Linked DNA regions of Homo sapiens: region 1 is linked to region 2. Evidence: chromatin contacts called from ENCODE Hi-C or POLR2A ChIA-PET data. All regions are on one chromosome and are shown on one strand. Each heading gives the region's core, a stretch centred on a gene start or an enhancer-like site at or near the end of the contact. The rest is flanking DNA. Distances are from core to core; before and after follow the strand shown. Region 1 overlaps TBCA (tubulin folding cofactor A). Region 2 holds the start of OTP-AS1 (OTP antisense RNA 1).

Region 1 (4,903 bases), core at 1,791-4,290, 89 kb before region 2:
AAGGAATGTTTGTCACAGATGTATGTTTATGTATAATCATGATAGTCTATCCACAGTCAGGGTCCTGAAAGATTCTACCAAGTAATTCATCAGAAATAGTTCAGGAAGACTGCAGAACAACAGCTTGCAAAAAGTTGTGATGCTCTTCAAATGCCATAAAAGACATAATTTATATATTTTTTTCTGTTTTTGTGAGATAAAGTTAGAGATTTTTCGTGTTTTTACATGCTAAAACAATACTATTCTCCTGTTTAAGCCTCCAGTTGTGAAAATGCAACATTTTAAAATAATGTTTACTGGCAAATTCAGGAAGTCAGGCTGTAAAATGACCATTTTACTTTGAGTAAACAGGTGAAGAATGAAAGGGTAAAATATTTGATACAGAATAGACTTTTTTTAAACTACAGGCTATAAATAAGGTGACTTAGACAAGAAAGATTTGGAGGGCTTCAGAGTCTTTCCTAGCTGTTAAAATTGTGTCAAGTACAGCTCTATGCCAAGTACTATTACCAAATTTTATTTAAAAGTAATTAAGCAGTTAAGGACTTATAACGTAGTTTTTTAAACTCCAAATTTTGATGTGGTAAAGTACAAATTAAATATACATTGAAAATGGACCCTTTAACATATACCAAATCAGTGTATACGTATACCATCAGATAGGATTATTGTGTGAAAATTATTTGTAACTCTTAAGTTTTTCTGAATGAAAATTATTAATAATGATTATTTTGTCATTCTTTTGTACAAAAGGACTTAAGACATCAATATCAGTAATATGAAAATAGGAATCTTCATACATGCTTCTTGGACCATTTTGACTTAATGAACAAAATCTTAGTTCAATACGCTGCATAAACACATTACATATCAAAGTGCCTCTGTATAATGCTAATAATCCGAAAGCCATGAGTTCTCTGAACCCAACTAAGAAATCCCAGATTCTGTTCCCAAATTTTCTGATCAGTAATTTCAAGAATAACCTGAGTTGATAGGTCACCAAGAATAATTGCTGTAGGAAATATCATTAAATTGGGCTTATTTTGTAGTTTGATAAAATTCAGATATCCTGACTAATGCTAACTTTTATTATCTGTGAGAAGCTAAAGTCATTTCCATCCAAATTTTCTTCACCCATTTAAAATAGTATGATAATCAATATTAGTTTGAAATAACCAAATAGCCCATCATCTGTCTGTTTTAGACAAACAACTATTTATTTCACACAATAGAACAGAATAGAGTGATGATGTTGGATATTCCTCTCCTAATACTCTAGTTTGCCAGCATCCTCTTTCAGATGCTACCTTTAAATCTCTTTTGGATCTAAGTTATATATAACAATTTTGGAAGGAAATTATGAATAATAAAAGTACAGATGCAGTTCATCCAAGGAGAACCACTTATGTACCATGTTTTAGGTTCTCCACTTCTTTTAACGCATCTAAGATAGACTTCGCTTTTTAATTTTTTTATTTTTTTGAGATGGAGTCTCACTCTCTGACCCAGGCTGGAGTGCAGCGATGTGATCTCAGCTCACTGCAACCTCAGCCTCTGGGGTTCAAGTGATTCTCCTACCTCAGCCTCCCAAGTAGCTGGGATTACAGGGGCCCGCCACCACGCCTGGCTAATTTTTATATTTTTAGTAGAGACAAGGTTTCACCATGTTGGCCAAGCTGGTCTTGAACTCCTGACCTCAGGTGATCCACCCACCTCGGCCTCCCAAAGTGCTGGGATTACAGGCGAGAGCCACCGCGCCTGGCCGACTTGGCTTTTTTAGAAGTGTAATAACTGCATTATACTCTTGACTCAAATTGAGCTTGCAGACAACTTAGCTATTTTCCCCATGATGTTCACAAGGCAGTCCTACTTTATCTAGTAATTGTATAGTCTCACTTAAAAACAAAACAAAACCCCTCACATGCAGAACTTTACCCTATCCATCTGTGTTTCCTTCTGTTTTTCTCAGACTTAGCCAAACCAGTTGCAATGAGAGGTTTCTAGTGAACGATACCGCAAAGGTTGTGAGATGAGAGCATGATTACTATGTTGACAGCTCAAGTTGGGAAGGGTATCATTTTAGAGAGAGATGATGATGATCTCAGTTTTCAGCCTGCTTCAGTTGCTAGTGGGGATGTCTAAATAGAGATGTTACAAAGGCAGTTAGAGATATGGGTCTGGACAGAGGATAAAAAGTCAAATGTACAGACAGATTTGTGATTTTAGGTGGTAATTAAAACTGTCAGAGTGTTTTGTATGGAGATGAAGCAGCTGTGGGAGGTGCTATTGCTTTCTCATATAAACTCAAGCAGAAGCTATTCACAGTGTCTTTAGCCCTTTCAGTAGTATGCACTTTTTAATCTCACTGACATCTCAGGACCTTTGAGGGACCTTTTAAGGGACAGGTTAGAGGATTCGTGAAATAATGAGTTTTATATTTGTGTTTTTTGAATTTTCATTCTAAGATTTATTCATTTATTAATCCTTGAGATTCATAGTATTGAAAAAAGTGATACTGATTTTATGTTTGACATGCATCATTTTAGCTGTTTATAAAATGTCTAACTTATTTTTTAAAATTAATTAAAGCACATATTCTACTTCAGCAATTAATAAAACTTGAACTGTCTCCAGTTTAATGGATTAATTAATGGTTACTGAGAAACTATAAGGTAACAAATACCATGAAATTAAACATTCATTTTCTTTCATTTAGGATACAAGAAATTGAGAACATGTTGCTTCCGGTGGTGGGAACTGAGTGGCTGGGGTCAGGGTGTGTAGGTGGTGGGTTGCCTTTTCACAGTATATTCTTTTGTGCTATTCAGATATTGAACCATGGAATGATTTTACCTTGGGAACAGATCAAAGAAATTTAAATTTTGAAAATTGCTTCATTTACTTTAAACATACGATTGTATTTTCTGTAGAAAATATTGACACTTGAAGTTAGAAGTCATGATTTCACATCCTGTTTTCATCGTTTCTTGGACAGCTGGCTTTTCACTTCTTTGAATTGCAGGTTCTCATTTGAAAATGAGGCTGACGATAGTTGCCCTGCTTACCACGCAGGGTAATTATGAGTTATTTCATTCAGCAAATATATCTGTGAGGCATATATTCTGCTAGGTGTGATATGAGACATATTTTCACACCTTGGGGGATTTATTTTTAATTGTCGAAGTAGACAAAATTTCAACCTATTGTGATGATGCAGATAAATATGCTATGAAGATACATAGACAAAGGATCCACAGTGTCAGCTTGGGAGAGTGGAAGGATTGATGTTAGAGTGGTCCTCCTGGAAGACAGGACATTTATTTGAGTTAAGTTTTGAAGAATGAGTTGGTTGGGAGAGGATGAGGAGAGGAGACATTCCATTCAGAACAAGCAGCATCTCCAGCCCCATCTCATTTTATGTGTTTCTGGGTAGCACACTTTTGTTTTATTTTAAGTTTTGTTAGGAGAGGATACTGTAGCAGGTTCTTCCTTAGTTTTGCTGACTGTTGACATCTTAACTATAATTCTCAAGTTTGGGAACAGTGAAAAATCTCACTTAGGACTTTATAATGACCACAAGGATTGGTGGAAAATGACTAAAACTCACTGAATTTTAACTACATACATTGTACTGTATAGACCATTAGCACTAAATCATCAGCTTCTGATGTCAACCTTAGTTCTTCCGTACTAAGGAACTAGTGAGAATTCTTAATTAATGCAGTTGACTTGCATTTTTCCAATTGACTTTTTTCTTCCTGCATCCAAGTAGTAAGTGGATACACTTCCTGGTGCCATATTGTTTCCTTTGAAGCACAGTGAAACTTCTTACCCCATAATGGTCTATAGATTTAGTATCTAGCTACTTAATTCCCACTCTCCATTAAGTTGCAGTTTATAGGCCTTGATATTTTACTATTCAACACCTAATATCCTGTAAGTTACAGAAATACTTTGAAAATGTGATGTAGATAGAAGGTAATATTATTTATTCTGAGTATTATCCTTTAGTAGCCACCATGATTATTAAAAACAAAGTGGTCTTGGTTTGTTTTTTGTTTTTTTGAGACAGAATTTCACTCTTGTTGCCCAGGCTGGAGTGCAGTTGTGCGATCTCAGCTCACCACAACCTCTGCCTCCTGGGTTTGAGGGCTTCTCCTGCCTCAGCCTCCCGAGTAGCTGGGATTACAGGCCTGCGCCACCTCGCCTGGCTAATTTTGTATTTTTTAGTAGAGACAGAGTTTCTCCATGTTGTTCAGGTTGGTCTGGAACTCCCGACCTCAGGTGATCTGCCGGCCTCAGCCTCCCAAAGTGCTGGGATTACAGGCGTAAGCCACTGCCCCCGGCCTTTTTTTTTTCTTTTGAGACAGAGTTTCGCTGTTGTTTGCCAGGCTGGAGTGTAATGGCACGATCTCAGCTCACTGCAACCTCTGCCTCTTGGTTTCAAGCGATTCTCCTGCCTCAGCCTCCCGAGTAGTTGGGATTACAGGCGTGCACCACTATGCCTGGCTAATTTTTTTATATTTTTACTAGAGACGGGGTTTTACCATGTTGGTCACGGTAGCCTCGAACTCCTGACCTCAGGTGATACGCCCACCTTGGCCTCCCAAAGTGCTGGGATTACAGGCGTGAGCCACTGCGCCCGACTAAAAGCAAAAACAAGTTTACACTGTTTTAAGTGTGAAATACAGACTTTTACACAAAATTTATATGGAAAAATTTTTAATATAGTGGAAATCCCCATAAAACTGGGGATTGTATAGGTAATTTAATCTTACTTTCTTCATGTTTATTTGTAGATAGGGAAAAAATAAGAGATACTTCAATTTCTAAATGATTTGTTTAGAATGAATTAGTCTCAAGTAGGAAAGCATTATTTCTGTACTTACAGAACAATCTTCTG
Region 2 (4,381 bases), core at 1,468-3,967:
GGGCTTGTCCTACATCATTTATATTTAGGCACAGTAAACGCCAGATGACCAGATTTTAAACTGCAAGTCTTCCAGGCAGGCTTGCTGGCAAATTATTATTATTATTATTGTCATTTAAAAAGATCACATTCAAATAGGGGGAGATGGGAGTTATCTTGGATTGGCAGCTTATGTGATATCTTTCAGGCAGAACTCTTCTTCTGTGATAGAGGGTTTGACATGCCTAGGCAAATTTGCCTGACAGGGTCTGTAACTCCCGGGCCACTGTTAAAAAAAAAAAAAATAGGAAGGCTGTTTTCATTTGGAGTGTATTTTATCAAACTCATTTCCCTGAAAAAGGACGTTTGGGTTTGTCTGAGCAAAATTAAATTTGATTCATATATCTCGTAGTGAAATGTGACCTCCTTTAATTCATATTGGTCCGAAAATTTGCTTTTAGTTTATAAATGAAATGGGGGCGACTTGAGGGAACTGGAGGCCTTGTTACTTGGGACCCTTGGTAAGTTCCTGAAAGGAATAGACTTTGGCTTGGCGCGGTGGCTCACGTCTGTAATCCTAGCACTTTGGGAGGCCGAGGCGGGTGGATCACGAGGTCAGGAGTTCAAGACCAGCCTGGCCAACATGGTGAAACCCCGTCTCCACTAAAAGTACAAAAATTATCTGGGCATGGTGGCGCGTTTCTGTAATCCTAGCTACTCGGGAGGCTGAGGCAGGAGAATTGCTTCAGCCGGGACCCGGGAAGCGGAGGTTGCAGTGAGCCGAGATCGTGCCACTGCACTCCAACCTGGGCTACAGAGCAAGACTCCGTCTCAAAAAAAAAAAAAAAAAAAAAAAAAGAATAGGGTTGAAGGCTCTTGGGGCAGCAGGTTCCAGCCACTCGTACAGCCCAGACAAAGGTGTCCATAGAGTGGTTTGGGAATGAGGCACGGAGAGTTGTGGCAGTAGCACGAAGCAATATGGGAGGAATCGGAAGTCATGGTGGTGACCCAAACAACACTGTAGCTCAGTGGCGTTCACTTTCCCACGCAGATCACTGTATTAACCTCTCCGCTCTGTCAACCGTAGCGTTAGGGGTTTTCCTTTGTCTTTCGATTTTGAAACTATGTCATCCACAGCCTGTCATCAATTTCCAAATTTCCAGCGTTTCTGAAAATTCTATAGCACATCAGTGTTATAAGGCATGCTATTAAGCTACATGGGTACACGTTTATCTTCATTTGTACACCTGTGGGTCGAACTTTGACACATGCCTGACTGCAGACCTGTGAATCTGTGCAGTGCACAGAATGTGCAGGGGCGTGGTGAAGACTGCACACATTTGGTGTGTTTGCACAGTGCGTAAACTCTTCGGGGCACGAGCTCTTAGGAGCGCAGGACTCCGCGCTTGGTGGGTGCAGGGGGCGCCAGTTGCCAGGAGTTGGTGGGGAGCCACAGTCTCCGGCTGGGTATGGGGGCTTGTCGGGCCTACGGCACTTGTTCCTCCCAGGGCAGAGCGGCTGTATCCGAGGCGGGTTTCTGGGGCTCAAGCCCCAACTCCCCAGCCGCCGGGCCGGCTAATAGCTCCCTGTCTGTCTCCCGCCCCGCCCGCTCCAGGTCTGGTTCCAGAACCGACGCGCCAAGTGGAAGAAGCGCAAAAAGACGACCAACGTGTTCCGTGCGCCCGGCACACTGCTGCCCACGCCAGGCCTGCCTCAGTTCCCGTCGGCTGCCGCCGCCGCTGCCGCCGCCATGGGCGACAGCCTGTGCTCTTTCCACGCCAACGACACCCGCTGGGCGGCGGCCGCCATGCCTGGCGTGTCACAGCTGCCTCTGCCGCCGGCGCTGGGCAGGCAGCAGGCCATGGCGCAGTCGCTGTCCCAGTGCAGCCTGGCGGCCGGTCCGCCGCCCAACTCCATGGGCCTGTCCAACAGCCTGGCGGGTTCCAACGGCGCGGGGCTGCAGTCGCACCTCTACCAGCCCGCCTTCCCCGGCATGGTGCCCGCCTCCCTCCCCGGCCCCAGCAACGTCTCCGGTTCGCCCCAGCTCTGCAGCTCCCCGGACAGCAGCGACGTGTGGCGGGGCACCAGCATCGCCTCCCTCCGCCGCAAGGCGCTAGAGCACACAGTCTCTATGAGCTTCACTTAATGCAGCCGCGCCCCGGCCCGCTCCGCCCCCAGCACCGCCCCGGGGGCCGCCCCGAGGCCCTTCCGGCGCGCACCCGGACCCCGGCGCCCTGCCCCGTCCCGCCCCGGCCTTCGCCCCGTCTCGTTTCGTCCTCGCCTCTCTCCTCCACTCGCTCGGGCTCACCCCAAGCCCCAGCCCGCGAGGCCTCCCCTCCGCCTGATTTCGATCGCCCGCGGTCCCCCGTCTCCCGGCCGCCCCTCTTCCCTTCCCACCCAGCTGCGCCCTCGGCTCGGTCTCCAGCGCCTCAGCCCACCCTTCCCGCCACCCTGGCCTCCCTGCTTGCGCTGGCCGTGCTCGCGCCCTCCTCCTGGCCTTCTGACGGGCGGCGTTCCCACCCACACCTTCGACGCGACGCCTACGACCCCCCTCGCCCGCCGCCTCCCCTCCGGTCCCCTCTTTCCCCACACTTCGCGACCCTCCTCCCGCGCCCGGCAAAAAGTATCCTTCCCGCCATTTTACGTACCAGGGAGTCGACTCAGGATCTGAAATCAGACACCAATGGACTGGTTTGTGGGCAGAAACACACACACTCGCACTCTCGCTCACGCTCAGACGCTACACACGCGCGCGCACAGACACGGTGCACCTAGGTCACACACGGACGTGTTCAAGGGACAGCACAATGTTAGGGATTTTTGTCTTAAAGGAGGACAAGCATTGCTACCAACCGCCTCATCTGAGGGCCCAACTGATATGATTTGATTTATCCTTGTACTCTCCAAGCTCCTGTCTTTCTTTCCTCTCCCACCACGCTACCCTTGCCCAGTCCACCCAGTCACATCCGTGCAGCCCTCTCTTGGCTTGCAAGATAACGCTTTTATTTTTATTTTATCTTATTTTCATTTTCTTAAGCACAACTGTGTGAGAGTGTAGAAGGGAAGGCTTCTCAGGAGGAACGTGACAGTGGATTGGGTGGCTGGAGTAGACTAAAGCAGTCATGTGACGAGGAAGAGGTGATCTGACCCATTTTGATAAGTCTTTATAAGGAAGAATAAAATAAACGTGTAAGCAAAATTTTCTTTTGTAAAAGCAAAAGCCACATCTCTTTTCTGGATCCTTCAGGACTGGGGTTTGTTTGCTTCCTTTTCTGTTTCTGTCTTCTCGCTGCTCTGTGCCCTTGGTTGTTTTGTGGTGGTCCTGTCGTCCCTCGTGCCCCTCGGCCACCTGCTGGCAGCCGATGGGGGCACTCGGACATCTACAACCCTGCAACTTTGTACAGAGAAACACAATCAGCTCTTTCTGCATGTGCTGGTCAAATCCAAACCCAGAGAACAGAAGCGCTTTCTAAGAATGAACAAATATGTGAAATAGGATGTTTTGTGTAGATAAAGCATTCTTGTTACATACTGGTCAATTTGTGATATGTTTTAACTTAATGTCTGTGTTTATTTATGGAATTCGGTTTTCTTAATAAATGTTTGAGCTAATATAAAGCATATTATTTGACTTTTCCGGACAAGTTTATATCAAGTTAAATGTAAATGGATAAAATAAAATCATTTTCAGTATGTGATATAGAGAATGATGGGTTTTGGTGTGACCTTGAACGGCGGGAGGGGTCTCGTGGGGGGAGGGGAGGGGCCGGTCTTGGGAATGGTTATATTCGCGCCAGTTGGAACGCGTGGGCCCTTCGCCCTGCAGTGGGCTTGGGTTCGGTTTCTGGGCTGCAAGGTGAGGTCTCCGCGACGGGGCGGCATGCTGGGGCGCCGCGAGCGCCTCACGCAAGCTCTGAGCCTCCCGAGGTTTCCGGGCCAACCCAGGTTTCCCAGGTGGGACTCCGAGCGTCGCTGTCGGCACGAAACGCAGGGCGCGAGAGTTCCTCAGATGAACGGTGTCCCTGGGGCAGTGGCGCGGAGGGCGCCCCTCGCGGGCTGCGTGCGCGTGATGGGGAGGCCGTGGGTGGGAGGGGACCACAATTCGCACCCTCGGCCTTCAGAGCCTGGAGTTCTGCTCTCCGGCGCCGCCCCAGCCGTGTCTGGCCCCAGGTACGCGGTGGAAGCTAGGCCGCGGCTCTTGCCTCCTCCGGGGCCTAGGCCTCTTTGGGGCCTTCCCTAAGGCCACGGCGCCCCTTCATGTCCCCAGACCCGGGATCCGCTTCAGATACCCGGGACCTCCCAAGTAAGGGACAAACGCGCTTCTCCAGAAGAGGCGTGTCCGGGACGACCAGCACCTACCAGGGCTCCCCCAACCCCGGGGCTGCTCTGGTTTCCTGTCAGGG

What was found. A loop is a pair of places that touch in the nucleus more often than their neighbours do. ChIA-PET counts read pairs that join two places held with the same protein, here RNA polymerase II (POLR2A). Pooled maps may share reads with other maps.
Region 1: a pooled map shows a loop between it and region 2 (4-fold over the local background). The contact joins the enhancer-like site here to the promoter of OTP-AS1 in region 2. A Hi-C loop is called at or near these places in 2 of 50 pooled maps. POLR2A ChIA-PET finds 5 or more read pairs at or near these places in 4 of 52 experiments (GM12878, HCT116, HEK293 and 1 more).

The regions. Positions count from the first base shown.
Region 1 is chr5:77,717,293-77,722,195 of GRCh38, reverse strand. The region is part of intron 1 of TBCA (tubulin folding cofactor A); the gene reads left to right. Among named protein-coding and RNA genes, the nearest start is that of TBCA, 57 kb to the left of the region's middle. Within about 2 kb of position 3,040, at least 2 of the 41 ENCODE cell types and tissues checked have a DNase peak (open chromatin) inside an H3K27ac peak, as active enhancers do; they include GM12878, where a contact is called at or near this core.
Region 2 is chr5:77,628,007-77,632,387 of GRCh38, reverse strand. It overlaps OTP-AS1 (OTP antisense RNA 1), which reads right to left and starts at 2,717. Exons shown (of 2, transcript NR_198942.1): 1 at 2,627-2,717. OTP (orthopedia homeobox) reads left to right here. Exons shown (of 3, transcript NM_032109.3): 3 at 1,594-3,676. The coding sequence ends at 2,124. RefSeq lists enhancers at 1-195, 1,679-1,728, 3,486-4,051 and a silencer at 1,899-2,338.